Linked DNA regions of Mus musculus: region 1 is linked to region 2. A link is a loop called in an ENCODE intact Hi-C map of the cell type or tissue named here. Cell type or tissue: heart. All regions are shown on one strand. Links, peaks and the distances in the headings refer to the core of each region. The heading gives the core; the rest is flanking DNA.

Region 1 (15,536 bases), core at 4,145-12,144, 69 kb after region 2:
CTATGAAGGCTTGCTGCCCCAGTATAGAGGAATGCTAGGGTGGTGAGGCGGGAGTGGGTAGGTAAGTGGGGGAGCACCCTCATAGAAGCAGGGTAGGAGGGAATAGGAATGGGGGTTTGCAGAGGAGAAACCGGGAAAGGGGTAACACTTGAAATGTAAATAAACAGAATATCCAATTTAAAAAAAATTTTTTAAAAATAAAAGAGAAAAGTTACTGGTTTATCAAAAGTTACATTGCCTACTTACATATTTATATATTTGTTCCATGAAAGTAAACAATATACCCCATTTTCAAATACTTATATTAAATGGTTATCAAAACCACAAATAAATGATAAGACCTTTTAAAAGCATTAAAGAAAAAGATTTCCTAGCCCAGGGTAAGGCGATACCTTGTGCTTAGCAGGATTTCTGAATTGCTGTACAACTGTGCTGTGTCTCCAAGCTCTTCCTTCCTTTCTAACAGAAGGATTTACAGCATCGCACCATCTAAGAGTGTATACTGAGAGGGGCACACACAGGAAAGCCAGCTAGGCCCGAGGCAGGTCCACAGTACAGGACGGCTTGCTGATAGGCTCTGGGCTGGCATCTGGAAACCTGAATTTCAAGGAATTTCTACCTTCTCTGACAGGGTGGTTAACTGTGCCTACCTTATTTATACAATGTGGTTTACACTTCCTTCCCAGAGAGTCTAAAATTTGGCCATATAATCATATGATAGGCAAAAAATATCAAAAGCCAGGCATGGTGGCGCACGCCTTTAATCCCAGCACTTGGGAGGCAGAGGCAGGCAGATTTCTGAATTCGAGGCCAGCCTGGTCTACAGAGTGAGTTCCAGGACAGCTGAGGCTATACAGAGAAACCCTGTCTGGAAAAACAAAACAAACAAACTACAGGGCCAACTCCCTGGTTTTGGTTTAAAACAACAACAACAACAAACAACTGAGTATTGCCTCTAATGAGTTTCACTCATTGACAAAACTATAAATGCCAGAATTTGAGGTCAAACAGATGAAGAGTGTCTGTATGACTCCATTAGAGAGGAGTTTTGCAAGTGTGCATCCAATAACTTACACACCTTTGCTCTGAGCTGACTCGAAGCTGCTCTTTAAGGCAATCACACCTTCACACACAATTGTTTTCTAAGATCTTGAGTCCTTGAAGGAAACCACTGTTGTTGAGGACTGTGACATGTTGCAGATAACTTGTATTTTCAGTTCATAGGTCTTAGGATCAGAATGAGCCCTAGCTGGCCCTGATGTAGAAAAGATTTAAAACTGATGCTGTGACAAAACAAGATGGGATGTCTCCCTTAGTGCAGGGGAGAGTATGTGCTATCTGAGAGTTCCGCAATGCAGGGGAGGGGATGTGTTGTCTGAGAGAGAGGAGCAGATAGTTATGAGGGGAAGAATAACTCACTGATAGTACAAGCTGCACTCAAAGCCCCCCAGGGCTTGACCCCCAATGTGATAAAATAAATCAATGAATAAAAACAGAAGATTATGTATTTCTACATAACCATGACTTCTAAGAGTTTCCTGTAGTAACGGTGTCCTTCTGTAAGCCACTGTCTGGACTGACTAGCACTTGCCTGGACCAAGAACAGTGGGTCAGTCCAGCAGAACCTCCAAGAGGCCTTCCTTCTCTTCTCCTCTGTGCCAAGAAAAATGTGTCCCAAACAGGGGCTATTCCTTCCTGACACAGGAAGCCAAGCGAGCCAAGCCATGATCGAAACATATAACAGATCAGAAATAAATATCTGTCATATCATGGCCACAACATGGGCCATAATTAAGGTACAAATATTTATTGTAAAGTGATACAGCTTAGGGGTTGTTCTATCACAAAAACCAACTGTGTTAACCATAAATTTAATCTCAAAATATCTTTATGTAAGATGGGGGCATGCCCAGTGGTAGAGAGCTTGTCTAGCTCATATGCACAAGGCCTAGATTTAGTTCCCACTCAACACCTCAAAACACAAAAGGCAAAAGACATGATTTTTGAAAGTGTGCACATCTGAATGATGAAAACATATTTTTGCAGCTACTGCACCCAGGTCCATCTGACTTACATTTTGGAGCTCTTTCAGGAGCTGGGGTTCTGCGGATCTTCTCTGCTTTGGCTTCCTGACTTCCTGAAGTTCTTTGCTTTTTCCTTTGGCGGGGTTCTACAGATGTTCCTTAAAACAGTGAAGGCATTATTGCAATGTGTTCATCAATGTTCGGATCTCAGGTGAATCAACTTTTGTTAGGTTACCTACTTGACCAGATCCCAGTAGAGAGCCCCAAGTCCTGTCTCTAATGAGCTTCCCTGGTTGAAAAAACCATAAAGGGCACAACTCTGATACAGACGGAATCGAGTCTAACATCTATGACAGAGAGCAAAGCCTGGAGATCATGTGACTAAAGCAGTCACACTGAGACCCATTAGTGCGAGGAGTACCTGCAGTGTCATAGCATCTGTGCCTCTTCCTCAAAACTGTCTTCAGTATACGGCTGGAAACAACAAACATGCATTCCCTACCACTACACAGCAACTCGTGATTTCAGAATCCAGCTGATGAAAGTTTACAGTCTTCTCCTGCACTGATGCTATTTTAAAATGTCTTTTCCCAGAAGTTTTGACGTGATTACTGTCCTTACTATGATAGTTACCTGAGATTATGAAAGCCATCATTTGCAGACGAACAATTTTTGTTCAAAATACAATGGATTCATCATAAAATTATGGCTTTTTTTTTTTCCTTTTTAAAGGCAGGTTCTTGACTAGCCTCAAACACATGATCCTCCTGCCTCAGCCTTCTAAATGCTGGGATTACAGGCATGCAACATCATTTTTCTTTCCAGAATTTGGGACTAAACAAAGGGTCCTGAACATACTAGGATGCTTGAGTGCTGAGCCTAGCCTCTCCTTCTTCACAGTGTGCTCCCGGAAGCTCTACAGGCTCCCGCAGCTGTGGGGTCATCGTGGACTCTGACACACGGAGGTGCTAGTTTTCAATCCTATAACATCATGGGAAGCGCTTGGAAAAAATGCTGTAATACCAAACTGCTTATCTTTTCTGTCTCTACTTTTTTTTTTTTTTTTTTTTTTTTTTTGGTTTTTCGAGACAGGGTTTTTCTGTATAGCCCTGGCTGTCCTGGAACTCACTTTGTAGACCAGGCTGGTCTCAAACCCAGAAATCTGCCTGCCTCTGCCTCCCGAGTGCTGGGATTAAAGGCGTGCACCACCACGCCCGGCTCTGTCTCTACTTTTTAAAAACTGTAATACAGAAGTTACTTCGAAACTAGTAAGTTAAATTCCAAATGAGAAAATAAGAGACTCCAACTTAAACAGAAATTTGAGATAGAGAACATAACTCCCCCCCCCCCCCAAATTACCTCATGAGATGAATAACTACTCTGGAAGATCAGAGTGCCCTGTCAAGTTAGTAATGTGACCCAGGCTTTGATTTCTCTTCCTTTTTGTAGTTCGGTAGTTATGCTATAAAATGTGAGACCAAAGGAAAGAATCAGCAGCAAAGAGAATAGCTACTCTGGTCACACAGACAGCTCCTTAGCATTACCCTGAAAACTGAATAAAACAAAGATGTTCTGAAACTGTTTCCAAGCCAGCGCATGCTTACTAAAATGACTTTAAATAGCAGCATGGAAAAAAGAAGTGACTTAGTAGACTGGTGTGGTGTCTAACGCCCACCACTTTTACAGCCGTGTCCAGTGTGCTCCTCGCCCCTCATCCTGGGAACTTCTCTCTGCATCCCAGACCACAGGCCCAATTGGTGAGAACAACTCCCATGCATAAGGCTCAGGGAACGTTGCAGAAGAGAGGTGGAAAAATTGTTAAGAGGCAGAGGATAAGGAGTTTGCTGTGAGCCTCTGTCTCCTAGGAATGGCAGAAGCTACAGCCATGAAGTCTCACCAACGTGACTGCCTGAACATGACCCAAACAAGAGCAATAATGGACATGCCAACATAGACAAGGAAGCAGATGGTGGTGGCAGACGCCGTTAATCCCACAGCTCTGGAGGGAGGCAAAGGCAAGAGGCAGATTTCTGAGTTTGAAGCCAGCCTGGTCTACAGAGTGAGTTCCAGGACAGCCAGGGAAGACAGAGAAACCCTGTGTCACAAACAAAACAAACAAACAAACAAACAAACAAAAAACAGCCAGAAAAACTAAAGACATCTAAGGAACACTGAGAGTTGGAGAAATAGTCTACCCCAGGGGAAGAGCGTACACCATGGGTTATCCAATAACAAATGCTCAACCCTGAAAACACACATACAAGTCCCACTATACCTACTGAACAGTATATATTTAGGACTATATGTATGTATATTCCTATACATATGTGCATACAGCAACAGCTAATGAAAAGGAGGCCATGAACTTGAAAGAGAACAAGAAGGGGTGTACGTCAGGTTTAGAGGGAGAACAGGGAAGGGGGGAGTAACGTAATTGTAACTACCATCTTAAATATAATATATATATATTTTTTTTTTAAGAAAAAGAAAAAAATCATTCATTTTTAATGTCAAGTTTAGTTGCATTAAATTTTAGCAGCAATAACAGTACAACCTGAGCTGGGTCTGGTGACTTACTGCTATGATCTCAGCACTCAGGCAGGCAGGTCTCTGTGAGCTCAAGGCCTCCAAAGCCAGTTCCAGGCTAGCCAGAGCTACATAGTAAGACCGGACAAAGACCGCATGTATTTTAGCCAATTTATCTACTTTGTCATTTTTGCCTGGCCCTAAAAACCAGAAGCTAATTGAGTGCAAACTTCTCACCTCATCTCTATCATTGTTCATCGAACTTCACAACTGAAAGACAAAAGTAATGTTATGGTGATGATATAGTTAGGCAACAGAGCTTATTAAGTCCTGGGTGGTACATGCCTTTAATTCCAGCAGAGGACAGCCTGGTCTACAGGTTCACTTCCAGGACAGCCAGGGCTGCACAGAGAAACCCTGTCTCAAAAAACCAAAGGAAATGAAAGCGAGCGAGAGAAAGAGAGAGAGAGAAGAGAAGGAAAAAGCCAAACTAAATGATGACTACATATCCACAAGAATAACCTTGCTACTTCAATCTCTAGTCCCATCATAGGCACATGAGCCAACAGAGCTACAAACAGGCTTCCAGATGTCCATGTAGACTAGAAAGGGTCCAAGAGAAATGTTAACACTGTTCTCCTCAAAGCCTGTGTCTGTTTCAGGAAGCATCAATGCAAGCACCATTGCACACACAGTACAGGAGAGGCGTCTGGAAGAACATTTACTTCCAGGGACAGCTGGACAACAAAGAGGCTCCTGAAGGACCTGAGAATAAGCCAAAAGCTATAAACTGTACCTGACCTGAATTCAAACAAGAATATAGAGACTGGCCTAATTTTAACATAATAAATACACGATATGTAAACAGAAGGGATTCGGGGAAATTCCTGACACGGGACGTGTTTGCTGTAAATATTATCATCACAAACATCATTACAATAAATATTTATACTTTGTTGACTATTATATCCCAGCACCCAAAAGAATAGAGACTTAGCCAAGGAATTAAATATTTGTTGAAAGGACCCATTATTTTAATAAAACTGCCACCCAGTAATTGTCCTGAATAAAACACATGTTTTTAGATTACCTGTAATTCTATAACCAAAAATCATTTAACAGTTTATAGTCAACTACTTTTACAAAATGATATAGCCTTTTAAAAAGGTCCACATCATAGTTATTAAGTATAATAATTCCATCTTAAATGCAATTTCTGCATATTTACAATATCAAGTTTTAGTGGCACTGTGCGATTTTTCTCCTGTGTTAAGTATTAATGTGCTCACAAAGACAAACTGGTTTATCAACCTACCCACACAGATTTGTAACTAATCACAAAAATAAAGTTTAAAAAAAATCTTTGTCAAATGATAACACATTGCAAACACAGATATAGCTATAGCTAAAGAAAAAAGAGGAATTACATTCTTCCTTACCAGCAACCTGTTTTGAGGCTGGTTTTAGGTAGTATCTTAAATGTGCATGAAATTTAACACGAAGAGCTGCAGGAAGAGGAGGAATGGCTGAATCATGACCTCAGGGACAGGACATCTAGTCCCAGTCAGCATGTACTTCTAATAGTCTTTTGAAAAATGGCTTTCCATTGAATTCTTCAAACTCCCTTCTTGTCTCCTTGGTTCAACGGCTTAAATCTAAACCAGATAACTAACGGTCGCATTCACAACTCCACTCAGTAAGATAAAAACTGCTTTCCAGCAGAATGAAACATGTAACTGTTCATCCGAGCGAATGAAGTCCAAGAGCTCAATCGTGCATACACATCCCATGAAGTTACTATGCCACCAATACTTTTTTACACTATGTATCGTACACTGCTAAGTTTTTTGCCGCTTCCTATCTTTTGCTCACTGTCCAAATCCTCTATGGATAAATATTGCTGGCTAAACAATAAATTCCCTTGGCACTGACCCTGAGGAGCGTGCAGAGCTCTCTCCAGTCCATTAGTTTTAACCCTAAAACTGACCTCCTCCTCCCCTAAAACCACTTACATGCCCCTGCCCTTTGGCATTTGTTATCCATTAGAGCACAAGTGAACTCCGTCAGGTTCTGCGCGTCCATCCCAGATCCCAGCCTCAGTTTCCCGCGAGGGGTGCGATCCCTCCCATTCTGCACCCAAAGCTTCCAGCCTGGACCAGAACCCACCCAAGCTCGTCCTGCTTTCCACTGCGGAGCAACTCCGGACCCGCAGCCCCGCCACCCAACAACAGCTTCCTTTCCGAGACTCCTGACTTTAAGTTCCACTTCTGCGTCCTATTTCGGGAGACGAAACTTTGGGCCATTTTCTCGGCTCGCGCCCGGTTCCACTGCAAACTCGGGGGCGCGCGCCCCCGCCCGCCCTGCTCCCCGCGGCCCGCAGCCAGCAGTCAGGCCCGGCCCCTCTCCCGAGCCCGCCGCGGCAGTTGGCGCGCTACACGCCGGAGCCTTCACCTTCTTCCTTTGCCATCGTCTCCGCGGAGACCCGAGTGGCCCTACGGCTCCCGAGCAGCCCGGAGTCTCCCAAACCTCCGAGTATCCAAACCCCGCGGCCGCCCCGGCCAGCTCCCGGCTGCCGCGCCCCCACTTCCTGACCCGCCCCCCTCTGGTGTCTCCGCCAACTGGGTCCCTCCAAGGCGCTCCGGGAACCAGAGTGCAGGGAGCGGGGCCCGGCCGGAGCGTTTCGCTAGAGCGCCTCAGCCATGCCCACGATGGCCACGGGATGGCAATGCTCCTGGGAGGAGCGAGTCCCCGCCGCCGCCCTCGCTCCTTGCTGAGCCTCACAGGAAAGCAGGAGCCAGAGCAAGCTTTTCGTGACGCTGGGATCCGTCTCAGAAAGTCATAGACTGTAGGCCAGATCCAGTCCCTATGTCCGGCCGATTTTTCAAACAGAAAACGGAGTTTCAACTGCAGAGCAACGAGTCCTGGACTTGTTACGATGATTTCAAAGCCAGGCAAGACGTTCTAGGCAGGTCCTTTGGATTAGTAGATGTTTGTTTGTTTGCTTGTTTGTTTTTGAGACTGGATCTCTCTATATGGCCAAGGCTGCTCTCAACTTGCCTCAGGTTCCCTACTGCTGCAATGGCAAGAGTGATACACAGTTTGGTTTAGTAGACACTTGGCGGCTACAAAAAAGTTTGTACCAGGTTATTCCCTATTGTAATCCCAGACCGTGACAAGTAGAGGAAGGAGGTTCATTATCAAGGCCAACCTCAGCTACATAAGCAAATTAAGTTATTATCATATAAAAAAGGAAACACAAGAGAGAGCAACGTGTCAATCACGAAAACTGCCTTGAACAAAATGTTTGCTCATGTCAATATTCTGGAAGAAAGCACAATAGTACTTTATAGTCTGCTATGAGGAATGTATAGAGATTATTTCATAACAATAGAATGCAGTTTAATTTTGTTGTGCAGTGCATGACTCATACTGAGAACACTGTGGCACGCCTTCAGTTGGCCCAAAAGCATGAGTGAACAGCCACTTCAAAAAAAGGATAGCTGTCTGTCTGTCTTTCTTTCTCTTTCTTTCTTTCTTTCTTTCTTTCTTTCTTTTTCTTTCTTCCTTCCTTCTTTCCTTCCTTCCTTCTTTCCTTCCTTCCTTCTTTCCTTCCTTTCTTATGTAGGCCTCCTATAGTAATTCACAGAAACTCCTAATTTTTTTTCCTATAATGCCTGGTTTCTGGATCTGTTCTGATTCTGTGGGATCCTGATCTAGTGATATTGGGGGTCCAATCCTACATTCAGGAGGGACGGGGGGGGGGGGGTTAGAGCACTTGTTTCTGGTTAATTGGGAGTTCAGCCAGAGCCACCAGTTCTTTTTCTGCCTTGCCTTGGACTCAGAGTATACCCTGGTGATACTGGAGGCTGAGAAAATTAGAGGCCCAGCGCTTGAGCTCCCATTGGCAGGGTTTCAACACTTAGGTTGCACAACACAGCCAAGGAACCACAAGGATGTTCCACAACACTAGGTTCATGTCTAGGGTTTGGAGAGGCCCAGCACAGGATGTCTAGCTGAGACAGGATATCTAGTTGAGACAGGATGTCTAGCTGAGACTAGAAGCTGTGACAGAACCCAGAAAGGCCCAGCCTAACTGAAATGGGAAAACTAGACATTTAGGAGACCTCTGGTGGGTTTGGAAGAATCAGCCTCTTTGGCTTAAAAGCCGTCTCACAGTAATGACAAATTAGGTTCATTCCTCTTTATGATTAAACTTGTTTTTCAAGGATCAGGCTATGCTCCACATAAAACCTGTGACCTTAACTACAAATGGTTTTGTACTGCCTGTTCCAGGAATGATAATTATGTCTTTGTTTCAATTTTTTTTTTAACCATCTTGCAACCCTACTTCCGTTTCATAAGGGTTGTCATGGCTACCTTGTTATAACTACCAGTTTTATGCTCACCTTGCAACCATGTCTTTGTTTCAGGATGCCCTTAGGAAAAGCTTGCTATGATGTTCTGCTCCTGTAACCCCACCTATTTTGCTTGCTAAATCCCCCATTTGAAAAACCCCTACTTCTGAACTATAAAAAGCTTTGTCTTCCTCATATTCAATGCTAAACTCTTGAGCCACATCTTGGTAAGAGGTCTGTGTACATGAATTTAAAAATCTTCCTTTAACTATTTGCTTGCAAGGGCTGGAGAGATGGCTCAGCAGTTAAGAGCACTGGCTGCTCTTCCAGAGGACCCGTGTTCAACTCCCAGCAACCACATGGCAGCTTACAACTGTCTGTAACCCTAGTTCCAGGGATCCAACTCCTCTCCCAGACAAACATGAAGTCAAATTAACAATGCACATAAAAAAGAAATAATTATTTGCTTGCCTTAATTAATTTGGCCATGATGAATTGAGTCTGTGGTCCTTCTCTTTCCATCTTTGAGATTAACACGTGCTCAAAGGTCTTGGGCAAAGTTGTTAATACCAGGAACCATCAACTGTGACCAGGTTTTAAAACTGGCAGGACACACTGTGCTGTGCTGAAGACTGTTGCTTGACTCAACAGCTAGTTTTGTCTCAGTTGTCACTAGTTCTGACATGTTTCCTTTATTTTTGAGGCAAAGACTCATTCATATACTCATGTGCCGTTACACCCAGTTTTCTGAACTTTTCTTTTAAAATATGACAGAAGTGAAGTTGAAGGAGTACCTCAGAAGATTCTGGCTTCCACAGACACCAAGCACGAAGGCAAAAACCTATATTCATTAAAAGTAAAATAAAAAATAAGAAATTAAGCATATGTTTTATTAAAATATTTTAAAAACATTTTTAGATTTCTTTTATGTATATAAATGTTTTGCATGCATGTGTGTCCCTGGTGCCTGAGGCAGACACAAGAGAGTATTAGATCCCCTGGAAGCAGCTATGGACAACTGCAAGCCAACACAGGAATACTGAGAACCACTCCTGCACGTTCTGCACCAGCACAAAGTGCTCAAAACAACTGCACCATCGCTCAGGTCCATGGGAAAGGATATTTTGAGATGGATATACTAAAAACCTTGAAACTTATTAAAATACAGATTTTTGTCACTCAAAACTCTTCTAGAAAGATATTTTTAGCTGGTTATGTAAAACAAAATTCAAAAATATTGGTACTAAAATATAAACACCAAGCAGTCTAGCATCAAAACTTTCTTAGGTGGTACAGGCATAGCAGTACCTGCCTGTACTTACAGCACCTAGGAGGTAGAGGTAAGACGATAAGGACCTCAAGACCAATCCCAGCTACATTGTGTGGTCAAGGTTTCTCTGGGCTACAATGGGACCCTGTCTCTAAATAAATATTTTACAAAGGGAAAAAAGGACAAATAGATGGCTCAGGGAGTTAACGAACTTGCTGCTAAAGCTGACTAAGGTAACGCTATCTTGTCCTAACTCTGTCTTATATCTCGCCCTTCTACTCCACAATAGCCCGACTTCCTTGGCAACATGCTGGAACTGTTCATGACCCTGACTGTGGTCCATATGTACTAACAAAAATAATGGATGTAAAATATACATCTAAAATAATAAAAAGGGAGTGTAAGCAAAAATAATTGTCATGTTGTCTGGAAACACTGTGAAGCTCTGCAAGAAAGCAGACATTACTGGGCCACCCCAAGACCCTCACTGACGTACCTGCACAAGCACATGTAATTATGGTTTTGGTCTTTAAAAATACTGTACCCCATGCTGGGCAGTGGTGGCACATATCTTAAATCCCAGCACTTGAGAGGCAGAGGCAAACGAATCTTTGAGCTCAAGGCCAGCCTGGTCTACAGAGTCAGCTCTATTACAGCCAGGGCTATGCAGAGAAACTCTGTCTTGAAAGACCAAAACTAAAAATGAAGTAAATAAAAATAAAACAAAAATAAATTAATGGAAACACTGTACCCCTGAGCTTGGGAACCAAGAGACTCTTAGGCGTGAGCCACTCTTGGTTGCTGGCTAATAAAGGGACTCATATACTTTTAATTGGCTTAGTTAGCATAATTGCCAATAATAATCTTATGAGTGGGGCTGGAGAGATGGCTCAGAGCACTGACTGCTCTTCCAGAGGTCCTGAGTTCAAATCCCAGCAACCATATGGTGGCTCACAACCATTTGTAATAAGATCGGATGCCCTCTTTTGGTATGTCTGAAGACAGCTACAGTGTAGCTTGCATATATAATAAATAATTAAATCTTAAAAAAATAATCTCAGGATCATTTCACTGTCTCATATACACATGCTGTGATCAAGATATAAAGTGAATAAATAAATAATATAAAGAAAGCAACAATAAGTCTCAAATATTTTACATTGGTATGGATTATTGCATATTGATAGAAATTTACGGTAGTATTTGCTATAACATACTGTATATATGTTTCAACTCTTGTTTAAAGCATTGTGCATATGCAACTCATTTAAAAACGATGTAAAGTTTGAGTCTCTAAAGACACTCATGTAAACTGCTTAGGATAGTTAAGAAATGCTAGTTAGTAGTCAGTCACCTGTAACTAATCACAGGTGTGGACTTGCTAGGGATTAGTGTAGTTAATTACAGCATAAGCTTTATTTAGCCTTCTCTATAGGTTTTCAATTAAAGCAGAGAGTAAATAGCTCGAAACAAGCAATGCTTGCCTATTCAGAGCTACTTTAGATAACTGGGTGGTCCTCAAACACTTCAGAGATCTGCAGATATGGCGTTTAAGATGTTTTAGTAACAAAAGGCTCTTTTGACAGACACATCAGCTCCTGGTAGCATCCCCAATCTACTTCAAAGATGATGATGAGCAAAGAAGGACCGCTACATGGAGTTCGCTTCAGTTGTGGCAAACATGGCCACTGGGCAAAAAACCTGCCCCTTACCTCAATGGCTGACAGCAGGCTCTCCAAACTGTGGAAAAGCAGGACACTGGGAAGTTGATTGATCCACTTTGCTGAGACAAGGTAGGCCAGTCCTTCAAAATTTCTGCTTCATGAAAAGTCTGTCAGATACTCTGACCCTACTGGCCAAAGATTGGCTGCCCTACGGATACCGGGGAATCCTAGGTGAGTGAGCACCTGAGCCAGCAGTCTGTCATAGAGATTTGGAAGCTGCTTGCTCTGCACTGCCTGTTTACTCAGGTAACATTTATCCTTCTTGGGTCTCTGATGGAGTTGAAGACTAGATAGTTATAGCCTTACTGTTTTCCCTATTAAAGATTAAAGACATCAACGCTTAATTTGTTTAGGGTTTAAGAAAATGTTGCCGGGAGCCAGGTGTGGTGGCACACGCCTTTAATCCCAGCACTCGGGAGGCAGAGGCAGGCGGATTTCTGAGTTCAAGGCCAACCTGGTCTACAGAGTGAGTTCCAGGACAGCCAGGGACCCTGTCTCGAAAAAAACAAACAAGAAAAAAAACCCCAGTTGCTACACAGAGAAACCCTGTCTCGAAAAACCAAAAACCAAATCAAAACAAAACAAAAAACCCAGTTATATGATTATGTTTTAATCCCAGGTGTGGGATAGGTGGCTGCTTCAGATTGTCCACAGCATCTACAATTTGTCTCCTGCTCTAGGAAGGGCATGACTTTTGCCAGCTACAAACAGCTTATACTTGGAATTCTGGGAACTCTTGAGAGGGTATGAATATGAGATCCCTAAGTTGGCACATGGCAGTTGCTGCTGGTTCCTGCTGTTGCATTTGCTGTTTTACTGCATTGCTGTTTGCTGCAGCATTGCTGGTTCGCAGAATCACTGGTTGAAGATATTCTGATGATGAACATTGGACTTGCTGCTAGGAAGTCAACCCTTCTAATCAGCAGAAAGTAGTCTAAAGAGACCCAAAGCCCTTCTTCCTTTCCTTTCTACCCTCTAACCTTCTTTGAAAAGACTGGTGGCACTGGGTTTTATAAGGATCTGAGAAAATCATGAGGAGCCCTTTCACGCCCTCCGCATCATCTCCTGCCTCCAGGCTGATGAGCACTGATGTGGAAGAGAAAGCCAAATTAGCCCTTTCCACCCCAGCTTGCATTTTGATGATGTTTATCACAGTAGGAGAAACCTTAAGGTTCAAGCTGGATGGGGTCCCAGCCATGAGAGGAGGAAGTGAACAGAAGCTCTCATCCTTGACCAGGAACTCGCCTTCCACTTGACACCCACTTGCAAAGGAAAATTCCTTTTCTCAACGCAGTCCCCCTTGGTACTCAAGCCCTGCTGAAGGGCACGCCTCTGACCAGCAGTGGATGGCCAAAGCAAAACAAGCTCAAGCGTACTTCTGGAGCCCTTCCTTCCTTCCTTCCTTCCTTCCTTCCTTCCTTCCTTCTTCCTCCACTTCTTCCTCCCTCTTTTGTCTTTATTTTTGTCTTGTTTTTTGGTCTCATGTCACCGTTTGGGCTTTTTTTTTTTTCTTCTTATACAGTATGGTTCCCAGTTTTGTATTCTTACGGGTTTTGTTCTTGTGTTTCTCGTGCCTTTTCCTTCTTGTCTGTCTGTTTTCTAAAAGGAGTGGAAGAAGATCTGTGGAGTGGAAGGTGGGAAAGATATGGGAGGATACAAGGGGAAACCATGATCAGCATATATTATAGAAAAATATTTTAATTGAAAAAACACAAGATTTCATAACAAAAAGTTTTAGCCAGGCACACGCCTGTAACTCCAGCTTCCCGAAGAGGCTCAAATGGGGAAAGTGCAAAGTTGGCAGATTTAGTGAAACCCTGTCTCACAATAAAAAGGGCTGGAATTGTAGAAAATGGTAACACATTTTCCAGTACTGCCCAGTCACTCAATCTGTGGACTAGACTGGCCTGAGACTCAAGAGATCCACCTGCCTTTGACTTTCACATGCTGAGATTAAAAGTGTATTGCCCAGTTTAGTCAGATTTCCTTAAATTCTGTTACAATCCTGGATACATACTTACTGACTAGTTCCTGAAAGGCCAGTTGCATTGTGTGTCCAGTAGATGTCAGAAGAAACCAAAGCATTAGGTAAATCTCATGCCCAACTGCAAATACAGGTGTGTAGTTGGCTGAGTGTGAAAAGTGACTCTGAATACATTAAGTGCTTCAATATAAAAATCAGAACTGTACTGATATATGATAAGGCAATACTCAAATAAATTTTAATTACTTAGAAACTTTTTTTTTTTTTTTTTTTTTTTTGGTTTTTTGAGACAGGGTTTCTCTGTATAGCCCTGGCTGTCCTGGAATTCACTTTGTAGACCACGCTGGCCTCGAACTCAGAAATCTGCCTGCCTCTGCCTCCTGAGTGCTAGGATTAAAGGCGTGTGCCACCACACGCCTTTTTTTTTTTTTTTTAAACATTTCTTTTCTTCTCTTTCTTTCTTTCTTTTTTTTTCTTAGTAATAGGTATTTATTAGGTTAGTTCTTTGATAACATGAGGAAAGAGCATTGAAAATAAGATAAGGTCACCTAACAGAATTTTTTAAAAATATTTTTTATTATGTATTTTCCTCAATTACATTTCCAATGCTATCCCAAAAGTCCCCCATTCCCTCCCCCCCATTCCCCTACCCACCCACTCCCACTTTTTGGCCCTGGCATTCCCCTGTACTGGGTCATATAAAGTTTGCATGTCCAATGGGCCTCTCTTTGCAGTGATGGCCGACTAGGCCATCTTTTGATACATATGCAGCTAGAGTCAAGAGCTCCGGGATACTGGTTAGTTCATAATGTTGTTGCACCTATAGGGTTGCAGAACCCTTTAGCTCCTTGGATACGTTCTCTAGCTCCTCTTCTTTCTTTCTTTTTTTTTTTTTTTAAAAGATTTATTTATTTATTATATGTAAGTACACTGGAGCTGTCTGAAGACACTCCAGAAGAGGGCGCCAGATCTTGTCACGGATGGTTGTGAGCCACTGTGTGGTTGCTGGGATTTGAACTCAGGACCTTCAGAAGAGCAGTCAGTGCTTTTAACCACTGAACCATCTCTCCAACCCCCCAGAAACATTTATTATCATCATCATTATTATTATATTGTATTGGAGACCAAACCCAGGGCAATGGGCAAAAGAACTCTACCCTTGGTATATAATCTCAGGTAAATAATCTCAGTCCAAGATTACAAACCTATCAAAACCTTACAGAACTGAGGTCTCACTCTCTGGAAGCATGAGCTCCGCCCCCTCCCCAATTAAATGCTTTCTTTTGTTAAGTTGACTCAGCCATAGTGTTTTGTCCCAGCAACAGAAAAGTAACTAAGACATCCATTCAACTTGCATTTACTCTGTACAAGTACTGCATAGTTAACAAATAACAGAGCAACAAGAACTGCACTGCCACGCCTGCTTTGGCAGCTTGCACCGCAAGTGCTAGCTACGCAGGGCCACTTGGCAAGTGCTAGCTACGCAGGGCCACTTGAGTCCAGGCCTGGGGTTCATTCTCAGCTGCTCCTGGGTTTTGTTTTGTTTTAATGTATATCTACACGTACACCTGCACACCAGAAGGGGGCATCAGATTTTATTATGGGATGGTTGTGAGCCACCCTGTGGTTGCTGGGAATTGAACTCAAGACATG
Region 2 (15,317 bases), core at 1-8,000:
AGAGCTTGTGTCTCTAGCTGCATATGTAGCAGAAGATGGCCTAGTCAGCCATCACTGGGAAGAGAGGCCCCTTGGTATTGTAAACTTTATATGCCCCAATACAGGGGAATGCCAGGGCCAAGAAGTGGGAGTTGGTGGGTAGGGGAGCAGGGCGGAGGGAGGGTATAGGGAACTTTCGGGATAGCATTTGAAATGTATATAAAGAAAATATCTAATAATAAATAAATAAATAAATAAATAAATAAGGCTGGGTGGTGGTGGCTTACACCTTTAATCTCAGCACATTGGGACGAAGAAACAGATCTCTGAGTTTGAGGCCAGTTTGGTCTACAGAACAAGTTTCATGAACAGAAACCCTGCCTTTAAAAAAAAGCAAATTATGGGCTGGAGAGATGGTTCAGTGGTTAAGAGCACTGACTGCTCTTCCGAAGGTCCTGAGTTCAAATCCCAGCAACCACATGGTGGCTCACAACCATCTATAACAAGATCTGGTGCCCTCTTCTGGAGTGTCTGAAGACAGCTACAGTGTACTTTCATAAAATAAATAAATAAATAATTTTAAAAAAAAGCAAATTATAAAAGAAAAAAAAAAACTGGAAACAAACTAAATTATTGCTAATGAAGGATAGCTAATGCCACTGTGGTGGTTTGTGGTGAGGTGGGAAATTGAGGCTGGTTTTGCTATAAAGCTCAGGCTGACCTTGAACCACTGGTTCTTCCTCCCTCAGCTTCCCAAGTGCTGGGATTATGTGTACACACCACCATATCCAACTAGCTAATATTATGTTAGGTAAAGATACAAATCAAAACCTTATACAGGATACAATAACGTGATTTACAAATATAACAAGTTAGGTATGCATAATGTCAGCAACTTGGGAAGTTAAGGCAAGATAATCACGAAGTCAAGGTCCCCTTCAGTTACACAGCCAGATCATGGTCAACTAGAGCTACAAAAGATCCTATGTCAGGAAAGAAAGAAAGAAGAAAGAAAGAAAGAAAGAAAGAGAGAGAGAGAGAGAGAGAGAGAGAGAGAGAGGAAGGAAGGAAGGAAGGAAGGAAGGAAGGAAGAAAGGAGAAGAAAGAGAAAGAGAGAGAAAGAGAAAGAGAGAGAGAAAGAAAGAAAGAGAGAGAGAGAAAGAGAAAGAGAGAGAGAAAGAAAGAGAGAGAGAGAGAAAGAAAGAGAAAGAGAGAGAGAAAGAAAGAGAGAGAGAAAGAAAGAGAGAGGGGGGGGTGGGTAGGCACTGGACAGATGCTCAAGTGGTTAGAGCATGTGTTACTCTTTCAGAGGCTGTGGGTTGGATTACCACCACACACATCCATCTGTAACTCCAGTTCAGGGGATGTGATGCCCTCTTCTGATCTCTGAAGGCACTCACATGATACATGTACATACATGTAGGCCAAACATTCATACCTATAAAATAAACCAAAAAAAAAAAAGTTCAAATAAAAAACAGAATTTCTAAACAAAACAAAAATAATAAAAATAGAAGGAAGCGTTGACACTCTTGGTGGCACTGCGTCCCTAGCACTTCTGAGGCTTAGGCTCAGTCTGACACTAAAAAACCAGAACACTGGGCAAACCAGGACAAAAAAATACACAAAAATGTTATGTCTGTCTTTATACGTTCTTCAGGTACTCCTTTTATTTTTTAAATTGAAAGAAAGGATTAAAATAAGTAAATTTCTAAGCATCCCTTTGGAACTATTTGCGTTTAAGTCAGTCAATGCTGACTTGAGTAGCGATGGTAACAGTTTGGGGAGGCGTCAATGATCCCTGGCCAAAAAGTAACAAATCCAAGAGTAAATCAACTGCTAACCAAAACATTTACAGCACTCAGTCTGGACTTTCTCATGTTACCACGCCTGAAGCAATAATTAACTCAGCTACTAGTGGTAAAAAACAGAGACCCTGGCTGTAATTTCTAGTACCACAAGAAGACAGTTTTCTCTTTACCTTAAAGGGTGGTTTATCTACTGCAGCTTTCCTACAGAGTTGGATGGTTTGAGTTACCCTGCTGTCCTGTCTGGTCTCTTAACTTGGGGGCTCTAGTAAGCCTGCTGCCTCAGCCTCAGGCTATTGGGACTACACACATGTCTAGGTTTACTTTCTTAATACCTTCTTTACATGCTTGAATGTTTTGCCATGAACATGCAGAAAAGTAATTTATTTTAAGCCACTATCAGAAAAACATTAGAATCCAGACAGAAACAAAGACATTCAAACACTGCTTCAAATGTAATGCCATTTACAGCTTTATACCTTTTCTCCAGTATGTCTAAATCCCACTTCAAATGTGCAGCAACTTTAAGAGCAAGAAGCTTTAGGACGCGATTTCTCTTGTTATCAGGTGGAGGCTGGACTTGGTTTTGCTCATTAACTGAAGGTTTGGAAGCCTGCTCCAAAAACTGAACTATAAGCTGAACTGGTGCAGGATCTAGGATTTAAAAGAAATTAAATTCTTAAAGTTTTCGTTATAAAAACGCAAAAGGATTCGCGTATACTAAAGACTATGGTACTTGGGGGGCACGAAACATCTGGAGGTGTGGTCAGAGACAGCTGCAGATCGGCGTTTGCCAGCTTAATTAATAAGCAAGAGGGTCTGGGGACGATTCAAAACTGATTCATAACAAAGCATTTCACAGAGAAGAACTAAGCATTACAGGTTCCCAGTTCAAGATAAGACCAATGCCAATTGGAGGAAAGAAGTAGTGTTTTGACAGGGGTCTTTTATTGAACTGTCTCTAGCTTTGTTTCCCACCAGTAAAGTAGCGGCTAATGCCACTTTCTTCACTATAATGAAGGCTTCGCTAAGGACCGCAACCTATTTAAAGAGCTAAGCACGGAGGCTTGGCACCCTAGCCCCTAACAATGTGTCAATAGGAAAGCTCTAAAAGCACTGAGATACACTTGGTAAAACTGCCCCACCAATGATGCCAACTTTTCACAAAGTAGTCTCCTACAAGGCCAAATTCGGATGAGAACTGAGCAAACTAAAGGTAAAGACCTTACATTGTACCTTTACCAAAATGCCCGAAAGAGGAAAAGGGCCATGTTCCTTGCCCAACACGGGTATCCCTATACAACAGCCGAAGCAGCTGTTTTCGGGGGATTTATATTAATTCGGGGTTCAACAGTGAAATACACAATCCCCTGGCTGAATGAACCGAAGGCTACGGCCGGCTCTAGGCTCCGCAGAGCCGCTCTCCCCTCACGAAGTCACCCCCAGGGCCGTGCGACATCGGCGACCCGACCCCCGCACGGCGAGTGCGGGCGCCCTTCGCTGTGAGGACCGCGGCAGACCGAAAGCCTTTGTCTGAAACTTTCCGCAGACGCTCCGCGGCGACGTTCCCGGCTGAGGCACCGTCGAGCTGGGCCCAGCGGCGCCGGCCAGGCCTCAGGCAGCGGGGGACAGAAGGCAGCGGGCCGCAGACCACGCCCGCCCGCCCGCTCGCTCGCTCGCTCACCCGGACAGGCTTTGCGCAGATGCTTCTCCAACAGCGACTCCTCCAGCAGGAACTCGAACCAGCAAGTCTGCGGCGGGGTGCAGGGCCGGCTGGAGGTGGCCGCCTCCCGGTCCGCCGCCTCCGCGCTCATCCTGCCCCCGCCGCCGCTGCTCCCGCCGCCTCCGGGCTCCAACCTGACCCTCGCCCAGTCCCTTTATCCAGCGAAACCGCCCGGAACCTCTAGTCAGCTCGCACAGCCCAAGATGGCGTAGTAGTCGGCCAGAGTCCGGCCCCGGATCCGCAGCTAGCCACGCTCTCGACCAATCCCAGTTAGACTTCGGAGGAAAGGGGCGGGAACAGCAGACTGCTCCGCCCCTTAGCTGCCATGGAGTCTCCTGGCCCTTCAGAAGCTAGATTCTGGCGGGGCTCTCCAGATTCTCTGGACATTCCCAGAGAAAATGAAGCGAGTTCGATGTCTTCGTAAGAAAACCAAAGAGACCAAATCTAGTTGCTTTGTCTTGGGTGCTTTACCTTTTTGAGACTCCTTCCAGCCTAACTCCTCTCCCCGTTTCCCAAGGCTTATTACATAATTAAGATCCAACTTTCCTGGGGTTGGGGATTTAGCTCAGTGGTAAAGTGCTTGCCTAGCAAGCCCAAGGCCCTGGGTTCGGTCCTCAGCTCCGGAAAAAAGAAAAAAAAAAAAAAAAAACAAACTTTTCTGCGACTTCCCAAGACTAACTCTCGGAATAAGAAGCTAGTTAATTTTCCTCAGATCTCCAGTCTAGGCACAGTAAACCCTATTTTACGCGTTCCACCATTCTGAAAGGTCCTTAAGTATCATTATCAATAAAACTAAAAAGCATGGTGTAGTGGGGCATTCCTGTAAAACCCAGCACTTGGAGAGCAAAAGCCAAAGCCAGATTGGTCCTTCTAGAGAGTTCCTGTGATCAGCTGACTGGCCAGCTGATCCGGACAAAATACATCCAGAAGAAAGTTTGAAGAAAACTCCCAGACATCCTATACACACCTCATAGAAAATTTCAGATATGTGTTACTAAAGATGATTGTTTTCATAAAGGGACCCTGAGAAACAAAGAAAAAAATTCAGATTTAGTCAGTTTCTTTTAGATGCTTCTCCTGTTTTGTTTTGCTTTGTTTGAAACAGGGTTTCACTCTGTAGCCCAGAATGACCTGGAACTATGTAGCCCAGGCTAAACTTGAACTTGCATCCATTTTATTGAATCAACCACCCAAGTGCTGGATTATAGATTAAGCTCTTTGTGGGCTTTTTTGGGTGGTTATCTGTTGTTTTGTTTTCAGATTTCTTTTTTTTTTTTAAAGATTTATTTATTTATTATATGTAAGTACACCGTAGCTGTCTTCAGACACTTCAGAAGAGGGAGTCAGATCTTGTTACAGATGGTTGTAAGCCACCATGTGGTTGCTGGGATTTGAACTCTGGACCTTCAGAAGAGCAGTCGGGTGCTCTTACCCACTGAGCCATCTCACCAGCCCCTTTAGATTTCTTTTTAAAAGAATAAAATAAAACCATGTATAGAATATGTAAAACTATTCTATAAATATTCTGATGGATCTTATATCCTTTAGGACTAGCTGGGATAAACTGGGCAGTGGTGGCGCATGCCTTTAATCCCAGCACTTGGGAGGCAGAGGCAGGCAGATTTCTGAGTTTGAAGCCAGCCTGGTCTACAGAGTGAGGTCCAGGAAAGCCAGGACTATACAGAGAAACCCTATCTCGAAAACAAAACAAAACAGGAATAGCTGGGATAGCAAGCCTTTGATTGATCGAATCGAGGCTTTTATAAACCAGCAATAAATTTAAAGCTATTATAAAGTCATGTTAATGCTTTCAACTTCTTTGTATCACTTTGTAAAAAAGTATCTAGCTGAATGGAGAACTCAGCAATCTGAAGAAATGAAGTCAGTCAGTGTTCACTGATTGCCGTGTTAAGTTGGGGCTGAGTTTCTGAATTATTTTGTCTTTAAATGGCAACTCCCACCCTGGTCCTTTAAACTTTAAAGCATTCTACAGTGGCAGACAAGATTGGCAAAGAAAATGGCTGGACAGATACCTCCAAGTTAACGTTTTCAAGTTGCATAGAGGGAAGAATATAGTCCTCTGGCCAGCGGGAAGTCTGCCACTGCCAACTGAGCCTCGGGAGGAAAACTCATTAGAACCTCTCTCACTTCCAAGTAATAAGCTTGTGTGTGTGTCAAGATTTAAAGCACAAATTCTTTGGTGTATAGATCAGACACCAACTCATGGTGAGCTTTTAGGACTGGATCTCAGAATTTTCCTCAGTAGCCAAATATTGTCTCATTAATACATCACGGGACGATCACTGGAAGGTCCTCTTTGCCATTCCTTTCCCCGTGCTGTTAAGTCAGAGTTGTCAGAGGCAGAGCCACCCTGACGTGAGTCTCTAAAGTTTTATCTATATACTTTCAAAATGAGGACAGATGTAAGTATGCCAGCAAATAATGTGATTCCTTCCAATAGGCACTCAATCCTGGTGTGGTTGTACATGCCTATATTCCCAGCGTTCACAGAGTATAGAATGAGTGATAAGCTTGAGGCCAGCCTTGCTACATAGCAAAACTCTTAATAACAACAAACCAAAACTCTATACCACATATCAACAAATCAGAGAATATAGATCTTGGTTTCTCTCCCTCCTCCTCCTCTTCCTCCTCTTCTTCTTCATCATCTTCAGATTTATTTTCAGGACCTGGAGAGAAGACTTAGGAGTTAAGAGCACTGGCTGCTCTTCGAAGGCACTTAGGTTCAATTCCCAGCACACAGGAGGCTAACAAACATCTGTAACTCCAGATCCAAGGGACCTGACACCCTCTTTTCTTGCTTCCTCAGACATGTGGCACAGGCATACATGCAGGCAAAATACTCATACATATAAAATAAAAATAATTAAAAGACTTTTTAAAATTAGTGTGTATGCACCCTGGAGGTCAGAAAAGTATGTCATCAAATCCCCTGGGAACTGAACTCTAGGCTCCTGCAAGAGCAGGACGGACTCTTTTTTTTTTTTTTGAGAGAGAGAGAGAGAGAGAGAGAGAGAGAGAGAGAGAGAGAGAGAGAGAGAGAGACTATGTAGCCCTGGCTGCTTTGGAACTCCCTATATAGACCAGGTTGGCCTCAAACTCACATATCAGAGGCTGCCTCTGCCTCCTGAGTACCATGATTAATATTCTGAGCCAGAACACCTGGCTACCAGCACTCTTTACCTCTGAGCTTCTCTCAAGCCCCTAAGAATAAAGCTCTTAAATGTGGTCCACAAAGCGCTATGGAACCACTGTCCTTAGTGATTAATTTTGTCAACATGATGCAAGCTAGAGTCACATGGGATTTATTAGAGATAATGGACCTATAAGATTCCTGGCAAGTCTGTACTGAATTGTCTTGATTCACCTTACTGGAGGTGGTACCACCTCTCATCCTAGATGATATAAGAAAACAAGTTGAGCAGGCCACAGGGAAAAAGTCAGTAAACAACACTTCTTCATGGCCTTTGCATCAGCTCCTTCCTGTAGGTTCTTGCCTTGTTTGAGTTCCTGCTCTGATTTCCCACAGGGCTGTGGAATTATAAACTGAAATATACTTTCCTCTGAAACTTGTTGCTGGTCATATCTTATCACAGTAATAGAACCCTTAAGACAGCTCCAGAGAAGGCTCCTCAAGATCTTTGTGATGGTTTGAATGAGAATGGCCTCGATGGGCTCATACAGTTGATTGCTTAGTCCTCCGTTGGTGGAACTGTTCAAGGATTAGGAGGTGTGGCCTTGTTGTAGGTGTGTCACTGGGGGGGGGGGGTAAGCTTTCAAAAAGTCCATGCCATTTCCAGTAGTTCTCTATTTCTCTGCCTCACACTTGTGGATCAGACGGAAGTTTTCAGCCACTGCTCCTGCCTGCCCACTGCCACGCTCCCTGCCATGATAGTTGTGGACACTAACTTTCTGGAACTGTGAGTCCCATTAAATACTTTTTTTCATAACTTACCTTGGTCATATTATTTTGCCATAGCAACAGAGCAATAAGACAGGCATTATCAAGATAAGTATTGTCAATGAGACTATTCAGAAATTGTCTTTTCAACAGCCTGACTTGTTCTGATACCCAAGTGAATGTCCAATGGGTCACATCTAGTTGAGCAAGTATATACATGTTTGGATGCTGGTGAACCTGAACATGTTCTTTGAGCTGGGAGATGGTCATGAACAGCAGACCACTTATCAATCAACAAGGTTTAGAAGACATTAAAAAAAAAACTGGTTCTTGAATATAGATAATTTAAAGAACTCTTTTAGAATTTATATGAAAGAGATTCTCTGCCATATTTACTAATATTGAAATTTCCAGAAAAACAACAAAATCTCTCAGAAAAAAAATGGCACTGTTGTTTTGGCACATGTCAGAAACACACAATACCTTCATGTACCCCTTTTGAGCGGTATCAGTTTGTTCTGGCTGGCTTGCAGAGGTGGGCTGAAGGATGCCCTTAAATCTGCTTTGTCCACATTGCACACAGTGAAAAGAACCACCACAAGGTGTGATGAGGCTGGAGAATGGCAACTGTACCATTTGTCCACAGGCATGACGAACCTTTTGTTGTTCTTCAAGACAGGATCTCACCAGTAGCTCTGGTAGTCCTGGAACTGACTATGAAGTCCAAGCTGGCCCCAAATGCAGAGATGCTCCTGTCAGAGCAAATTCTTACTCCCTAGAGTCAGAGGTCTTCTGGGTGGTACTTAGTGGTGGAATGCTAGCCTAGCATGCATGAAGCTCTGGGTTAGATTCTGAGTACTCAACATTAACTAATTAGTTAGAAGGCCTTAGGTTCAGACTTAATATACACAGCCTGTATTATAGAAAATGCAGTATGTAGATGAGGAGTTACCAGGCTGTAAGGGGAAACTAGAAGCCTGAGTGCTAGAATGGCAGATCCAGCAAGCACCAACTAAGTGCTACCTCCCCTTTGCAAATGAACATGGGCAGAAGGGACTCAGCTCTAACTGGGAACATTTACTCTGCTAGGTAAAGAAATAGGACACTGCTAAGGCCCTGTCAAACTCTAGCCATTCAGAAGTTGCTGACTCCCAAGAGCTTTTGGGAGAGCCAATGAATTACCTGACCCAAAAGCAGGTAGCTCATTAGTTAGGAAATAGTCTATGATTTTTAGTCACAAGCCTCCATCAGACTAACTAAAGGGCTCCAAGAACAAGACTAGCTGTGTTGGATATTAGATGTAGAACGTAGAGATGAGGCTGTAGCTCAGTGGTAGGTCACTTGCTTAGCATGTACAAGGCCCTGTGTTCAAATCCCTATACTTTCCCTGAGCATCTCACAAAATACAAGGGCAGGGGAAGGACCTAAGTTTGACAACCAACATCCACATGGTGATTCACAGACATCTGTAACACCAGTTGTAGAGACTATTATGCACATATGTGGTCCGAAGACATTCATGCAAGCAAACACTCCTCACACACACATAAACTTAAAAAAAATTTTTTTTAATAAAAATTTAAGAGGAAATTGTTTTTAAACAAAATCTCAATTGTTTGATTTTACAAATGAAGATTCAGGCTAGCCAGCTGCTGGGGTGAAAACCTGCAAGCTTAGAGGGGCAGAGAAACCACCCAGATGACCTTCCTTCTTAGGTAATGTCCCAGACACCTTACCTCTCTTTCATACCATCTCAGAAAATCTTCAAACTAAATGCCCTTCCCTTCTACTTCCTGCGTGTCTCTCTATAAGTCCTCCTGACTCCTCCTTACTGTTTCTTTTTTTTTTTCTTAATAATCTAATGTTCATTTCCTGTCAATTAGTTGCTTGTTCTACTTTTTTGACCTATGGTTGACTTTAAGGCAGTTCAAGGCAGCCTGGTTTAGAGAGAAAATTCCAGGACAGCCAAGGCTACACAGAGAAATCCTGTCTTGAGAAAGAAAAGAGAAGGGAAGGGGAAGGGAGGGAGAGGGAGGGGAGGGGAGGGAAGGATACAAAAGAAAAAGAAAGAAAAAAAAAGAAGGAAAAAGAAAAAAGAAAAAGAAAGGAACAACTTTGGGGCTAGAGAGATGGCTCAGAGGTTAAGAGCACTGGCTACTCTTCCATAGGGCCCTGGTTCAATTCACAGCAACCACATGTCAGCTCACAACTGTCTCTTTAACTCCAATTCCAGGGGATCCAACACCCTCACACATTCATGCAGGTAAAACAACAATGCACATAAAAAAAATAAAAGGGGATCATTAAAAAAAAAAAAAAAAGAAGCCAGAGTTAGTTTTTCCAAGAGAAGGTATCAGCCTGAAGATTTATTATCCACTGTGAGCCTCAAATTATTAGGTCTCTCTAGAGCAGGGTTTCTCAACCTGGGGGGCTGAGATTCCTTTGATGGTCAAACAATCCTTTCATAGGGGTTGTCTAAGATCATGAGATCTTATGATTCATAACTAGCAAATTACAGTTACAATGTAGCAACAACAATAATTTTATGGTTGGGGGTTGTGATGGTTTGTATATTCTTAGACCAGGGAGTGGCACCATCTGAAGGTGTGGCCTTGTTGGAATAGGTGTGACCTGGTTGGAGTAGGTGTGTCACTGTGGGTGTGGGCTTAATACTCTCACCCTAGTTGCCTGGAAGTCAGTCTTCCACTAGCAGCCTTTGGATGAAGACGTAGAACTCTCAGCTCTGCCTGTGCCAAGACAGCCTGGATACTGCCATGCTCCTGCCTTGATGATAATGGACTGAACCTCTAAACCTGTAAGTCAGCCCCAATTAAATGTTGTTTTTTATAAGACTTGCCTTGGTCATGGTGTCTGTTCACAACAGTAAAACCCTAAGACAGGGGTCATCACAACTGAGGAACTGTACTCAAGGGTCAGCAGCATTATGAAAGTTGAGAACTGCTGTCACGAGAGACAGAACCTGTAGGAGATATAGATGTAACATTTCACATTGAAAAGGAATGCTACGTGCTACAATGTGGATGAACCTAGACAATGTAGGTCCAGTGAAAGCAGCCAGACATCAAAGACCATCAGTTGTGTGATTCCATTATATGCAACATGAAGACGAGAAAATATATATACAGATTAGTGAGAGTTGCCTATAGTAAGGATGGGGTGGCATCAGTTGACAGCCAAAAGGAATGGAGTTTGTTTGTGGTGGGCAATGAACATGTCCTGAAGTTGGCTGTGGTGAAAACTGCACAACTGTGAATACTATTGAAAACACACTGGATTGGGTGCTCAAAAGAGTGAGTTGAACCATTAGTTATAGCTCAATAAATACAACAAGAAAGATCAAGTACGAGTTAAAGACAGTTTAAAAATCTGAGAAGTTTTATTATGAACACAAAACAAGGAGGATAAATGAGCATGAAAGAACATTATTAGTGATAAAAGGGTATTAACGTTACAAAACCTGGAATAAAACTGTTTATACTTATAAACAAGTCCTTTAAGGTATCTGTATTCACTAACGATTTACACTTTTACAGAGATGTAAGCTTATTTACAGGAGGTAACATTTACTCTAAACATCACAGTCATGACTCGGAGGTCAACCTAATAAAGGCAGCTGTGTTCATTCTGGATAAGTACCTGTACAGGCTATTGGCTTAAAACAGGAAAAGGTAACTTATTTGATATTTTCTGTTATTCAACTATTACACAAAATATAGATGATGGTCATAAGTAAAGGTCATAGAATTACACAAGAATTGTCAAGATTACAGAACAATACAAAGAATCCTTTATACTAAATTCAGCACATTTGATTCCAAAATGTAATTTTCATTACAGAAACACATATATTATTTAGAAATTTCACTAGACAGAAAATAAGCTGTCATATATATTTCTTTGCAACACTGAATCTAATTTGATTTAAAGCATTAACTCTATACATTAAGAAAAAACTTCAGTAATTCAGGTAAGAACTTGTTTGATTTTCCCTGTAATTTGCCAGATTTCTAATACATATTGAGTCTAAAGCTACAGCAAACAGTAACAATAGAGACTGTGTATTTAATTTTTGGATCTTTTTTTGAGATAGGGACTCATGAAGCCCAGGCTGGCCTAAACTCATTTCTGTAGCTGTGGATGAAGCCCAGGCTGGCCTCAAACTCATTTCTGTAGCTGTGGATGACTCTGAACACTTGATCCTCCCGTCTCTACCTCTCACGGGCTAGGATCAGAGATGTGCATCACCACACACAGCAAAACTAGATATTTTAAAAGAAAGAATACACTAAAATATAAATTAGAAAGTAGTTATGAGCTTTAAAATGTTCTTAAATATACAGAAGTAGTAACACATGTTCTATAAATATTCATGCATTAAAAATAAATTTACTAAAAGATCAATCTACATAGAACTGTTAAAAACCCCAACTGAAAAAAAATACAATTTTTATACAAAAAGAGACAGCAAAACGTGTTACTAACTCAAAAATAAAAAGCCTCAAGAAAGATTTCTCAAAACTAATAAGAGAGTTATAAAAGAAATTAATAATCTATTTTAGGCATGGTTTTCAGCCACAAATTATTAACACCCATTTCTTCATTCTTTGTTGACTCAATATGTACATTGTGGAAAAGTGTCAGAACACTGAGGTTATTGGCAACTTATGTTAATGTCCTAGACAGAAAAGCCACTGTCTGTGGGTCTGTCTCTGTGTGTCTATCTGTCTGTCTGTCTCTGTGTGTCTGTGTGTCTGTCTGTCTCTGTGTATGTGTGTGTATATGTGTATAAAGTCAGTACTGGAGTGTAGTATACTACTTAGATTGTAAAACTAAACTGCCAATAAAATGCAAAACATCAAGATACAGATGCCAAAGAGATTTTTAAAAAATTACTAAACTCACAGAGTCCATATTACATCCCTTATCAAGTAGGTTTCACAGAGTCCATATTACATCCAGAGTCCATATTACATCCCTTATCAAGTAGGTTTCACATGTTGGACTATTTGGCATGCAAGGGCCTAAATTAATTAATTAATTCAGAAGACTGGAAATTCTTGACAAAGATTTGCTTTTTAGTGAATTGAAGCTAATCATGAAAATGGTGTGGGGTGGCTTAATGTTTTGTTGTGCTGGGGATGAAGCCCAGAAGCTCTTGTATAGTAGGGAAGGGCACTAGGACACGCATACACACGCATACACACGCATACACACGCATACACATGGGAGGGAGGGAGGGAGGGGCCTAAGCCTCACCTCACTCAACTTTACCCATGTGGCAAAAGTTAACAGCAGTTTCTTATGGAAAAGAAAACAGGTAATATGACATAAAGTATAAGATGGATTTAGAAATAAAGAAGTTAAGGCACTTATTTCAATGGGTTTGTTATATTAAGAGCAAATATGTTCAATCTTTCTTTGAGGAATTCCTCCCACCCACATCCTGCAAACTCTGCCCCTCAGTGCAGCTTTACGGCTGACCCTTCAGCGCAGCTTTACGGCTGATCCTAGCAGCGGCTCGGTTACCCAAGTATATAATAAGTACTTAGAATAGCAAGCAGTAGGACCTTTTACTTGTTACTCCACAAATCACTAAAGAAAAAAGTTAAATGCTTGCAACAACATAGTGTTGTCTTAGTGACAGTCCAGATGGAAGTGAATCAACATATCTATGATACCTAATATTATCATTTCAGTCTTTTCTTCATTTGTCTGCCCTTCTCTGCCCACTCCCTCCCCCCCCACCATGGTGCTAGGAGCTGAACCCAGGGACTTGTGTGTGCTGGCCCAGCGCCATGCTACTGATTGACACATCCTCAGCCAATAGTGCCATTTCTATAATACTTCTTCTTTCAGGTGATGCTGAATGAAAAATTAATTTTAAACCTTTTTTGGGGGGGTGGGGGTAGCTTTGGCTATCCTGGTACACACTATGTAATCCAGACTGGCCTCGAACCCAGAGAACTGCCTGCTACTGCTCCTCCTGAATGCTGGGATTAAAAGAGTTCACCATCATGCCTGGGACTAATTATGAACTTTTAATAAAAAAATTCTTAGCTTACTGATACAGCAAACAGAACAAAAACTAAAACTAACTTAGCACATGTTATGTCAAAAACTCAATTCATTTTATAAGGGAATTGAAAAAAATCGTATTACAAGGGAAATACGGTTTATACTTCCCCCTTTACAATATGTAAGCTGTTTCTGCATGCTCTGATCACAAGAATGACCACATGAGTACTCAGTGTGTATTTGAGTAGCTGGTAATTTTCATAAAGCCTGATGTTAAACACTAGTGACTACCAAGATATTCAGAGTTCATCAGACATACAGTGCCACAGCTGCATGTTTAGTCAAAATAAGCATGAACATTAGTGAACAGGACCATTAGTGAACAGGACCATTTACACTAAACGGGGAGGAGGGGGGAGAACAGATGTCAGTTAAGCTCTAGACGTTACTCTAAGTGCACACACTTGAAAAAAATTGTACATATACATTACCAAAAAAAAGGAAATATTTTTCTTTCTAATTTGGAGTTCTTAAAATGCAATTTTATAGCATTCTAATAAAATAAAATTATAGAACCTGTTCACAAAACAATTTTATCATGTAAAGTTAAATATGCATCTTATTAAAACCATTTCTCTACAGGCTTTTATCTATCCTGAATCTCTTTATGAGGCCATATTAATTTAGAATTTCTTCCCTACCCCCTCAAAAAACCACCAGGGTTTTACCTATAGTGCTCTGTGTGCTGTCCTGGAACTCACTATGTAGGCCAGGCTGGCCTCAAACTCATAGAGATTCACCTGCCTCTGCCTCGAAAGTGCTGGGATTAAAGGCGTGAGGCACCACACTGGCTTACAATTTCCTTTAATGATAAAAACATGAAAATACATGAGGGAACGTAGCATTTATAGCACTGAACTGTGGAGAAGTTAACTCAACTCTCAGTGGTTTGCTCTTACACTGAAAAGCACCTGCATACATCTCCAGAAACTGCTGCACGCTAGTGCACACATTGTTGTTGTGATAGTGTTAATATGTTCAGAGAAAATGTGGCTAGATTGTATGCTCCACATCCAAAACAATTATAAAATTATTTTAAATGTTCATTTACATGTGTACGTATGTGTCTATTAACAGGAGTTGCTGTCTTAGCATGATTAAATTGTTATCAACTTAGAGGGTATAAGTGAGAAAAGGCAATCATGTAATAGTCATGAAACAATTAAATGTATGGGTTCGTCCTGTTCCCCTAAGGATGTGCTCGATCACTTGAGCAGCAGGTGACAGGAACAGCATCATAAAAACAATCAACTTCCCTTTATGTTTTTTCCACTTTAATTTAAATGTCACATAATTTTAACTAACATTTCAATTATTTTTAAAATACTGTAAAATAATTACATCTGTTACAGACTTCCGTGGAGAATTTTCTCTTGTATCATAGAATTAAATCACATGAAGTACTTAATTGAAAATTATGTTTTTGAAGTAAACACTGACCTTGGAAAATATTCAAATAAAGACTGATATTCTGAAGTAAGATTTGTGAGGTGACGCTACAGGGAAGCTTTACGTCATGTACTAAGGAAGAAAGCTGTCAGAAAGACACAGTGGTGGACTGGACGACATCAACACCTCATCATCTACTGCCAAGGAATCTCTAACCCAGGAATCAGCAGGTGCAGGAGGAACAGCAGCGTTTCAGATGCCCACTCTCTATCTGTGAGAAACCATGCAGGCTCAAGAAAACTGCACTTGACTTCAAGCAACATGTCTGTGAAATGAAGGCTCTGTTATTTGTCAAGATTGGAAGGAAATCACAGTGTTGACTTTATATACAAAGTAGGAT

What was found. A loop is a pair of places that touch in the nucleus more often than their neighbours do. Peaks named below come from ENCODE experiments on the same cell type or tissue, not always from the same donor. Only the 100,000 strongest peaks of a DNase experiment are listed, where the experiment ranks them.
Region 1: a loop joins it to region 2, with 4 times the contacts of the local background. A loop is called at or near these places in 2 of 42 quality-filtered maps.

Annotation. Positions count from the first base shown.
Region 1 is chr4:11,314,999-11,330,534 of GRCm38, forward strand. It overlaps Dpy19l4 (dpy-19-like 4 (C. elegans)), which reads right to left and starts at 7,139. Exons shown (of 19, transcript NM_001081201.2): 1 at 7,002-7,139; 2 at 2,075-2,182. The coding sequence starts at 7,017. In heart, for the core only: a CTCF peak has its summit at 7,260 (motif pointing right); a DNase peak (open chromatin) is centred at 7,193; H3K4me3 peaks cover 2,079 bases; H3K27ac peaks cover 1,473 bases.
Region 2 is chr4:11,250,510-11,265,826 of GRCm38, forward strand. It overlaps Ints8 (integrator complex subunit 8), which reads right to left and starts at 3,750. Exons shown (of 27, transcript NM_001159595.1): 1 at 3,472-3,750; 2 at 2,267-2,441. The coding sequence starts at 3,601. It overlaps Dpy19l4 (dpy-19-like 4 (C. elegans)), which reads right to left. Exons shown (of 19, transcript NM_001081201.2): 19 at 10,806-15,317. The coding sequence ends at 15,269. In heart, for the core only: CTCF peaks have their summits at 507 (motif pointing left) and 3,517; a DNase peak (open chromatin) is centred at 3,742; H3K4me3 peaks cover 2,443 bases; H3K27ac peaks cover 1,479 bases.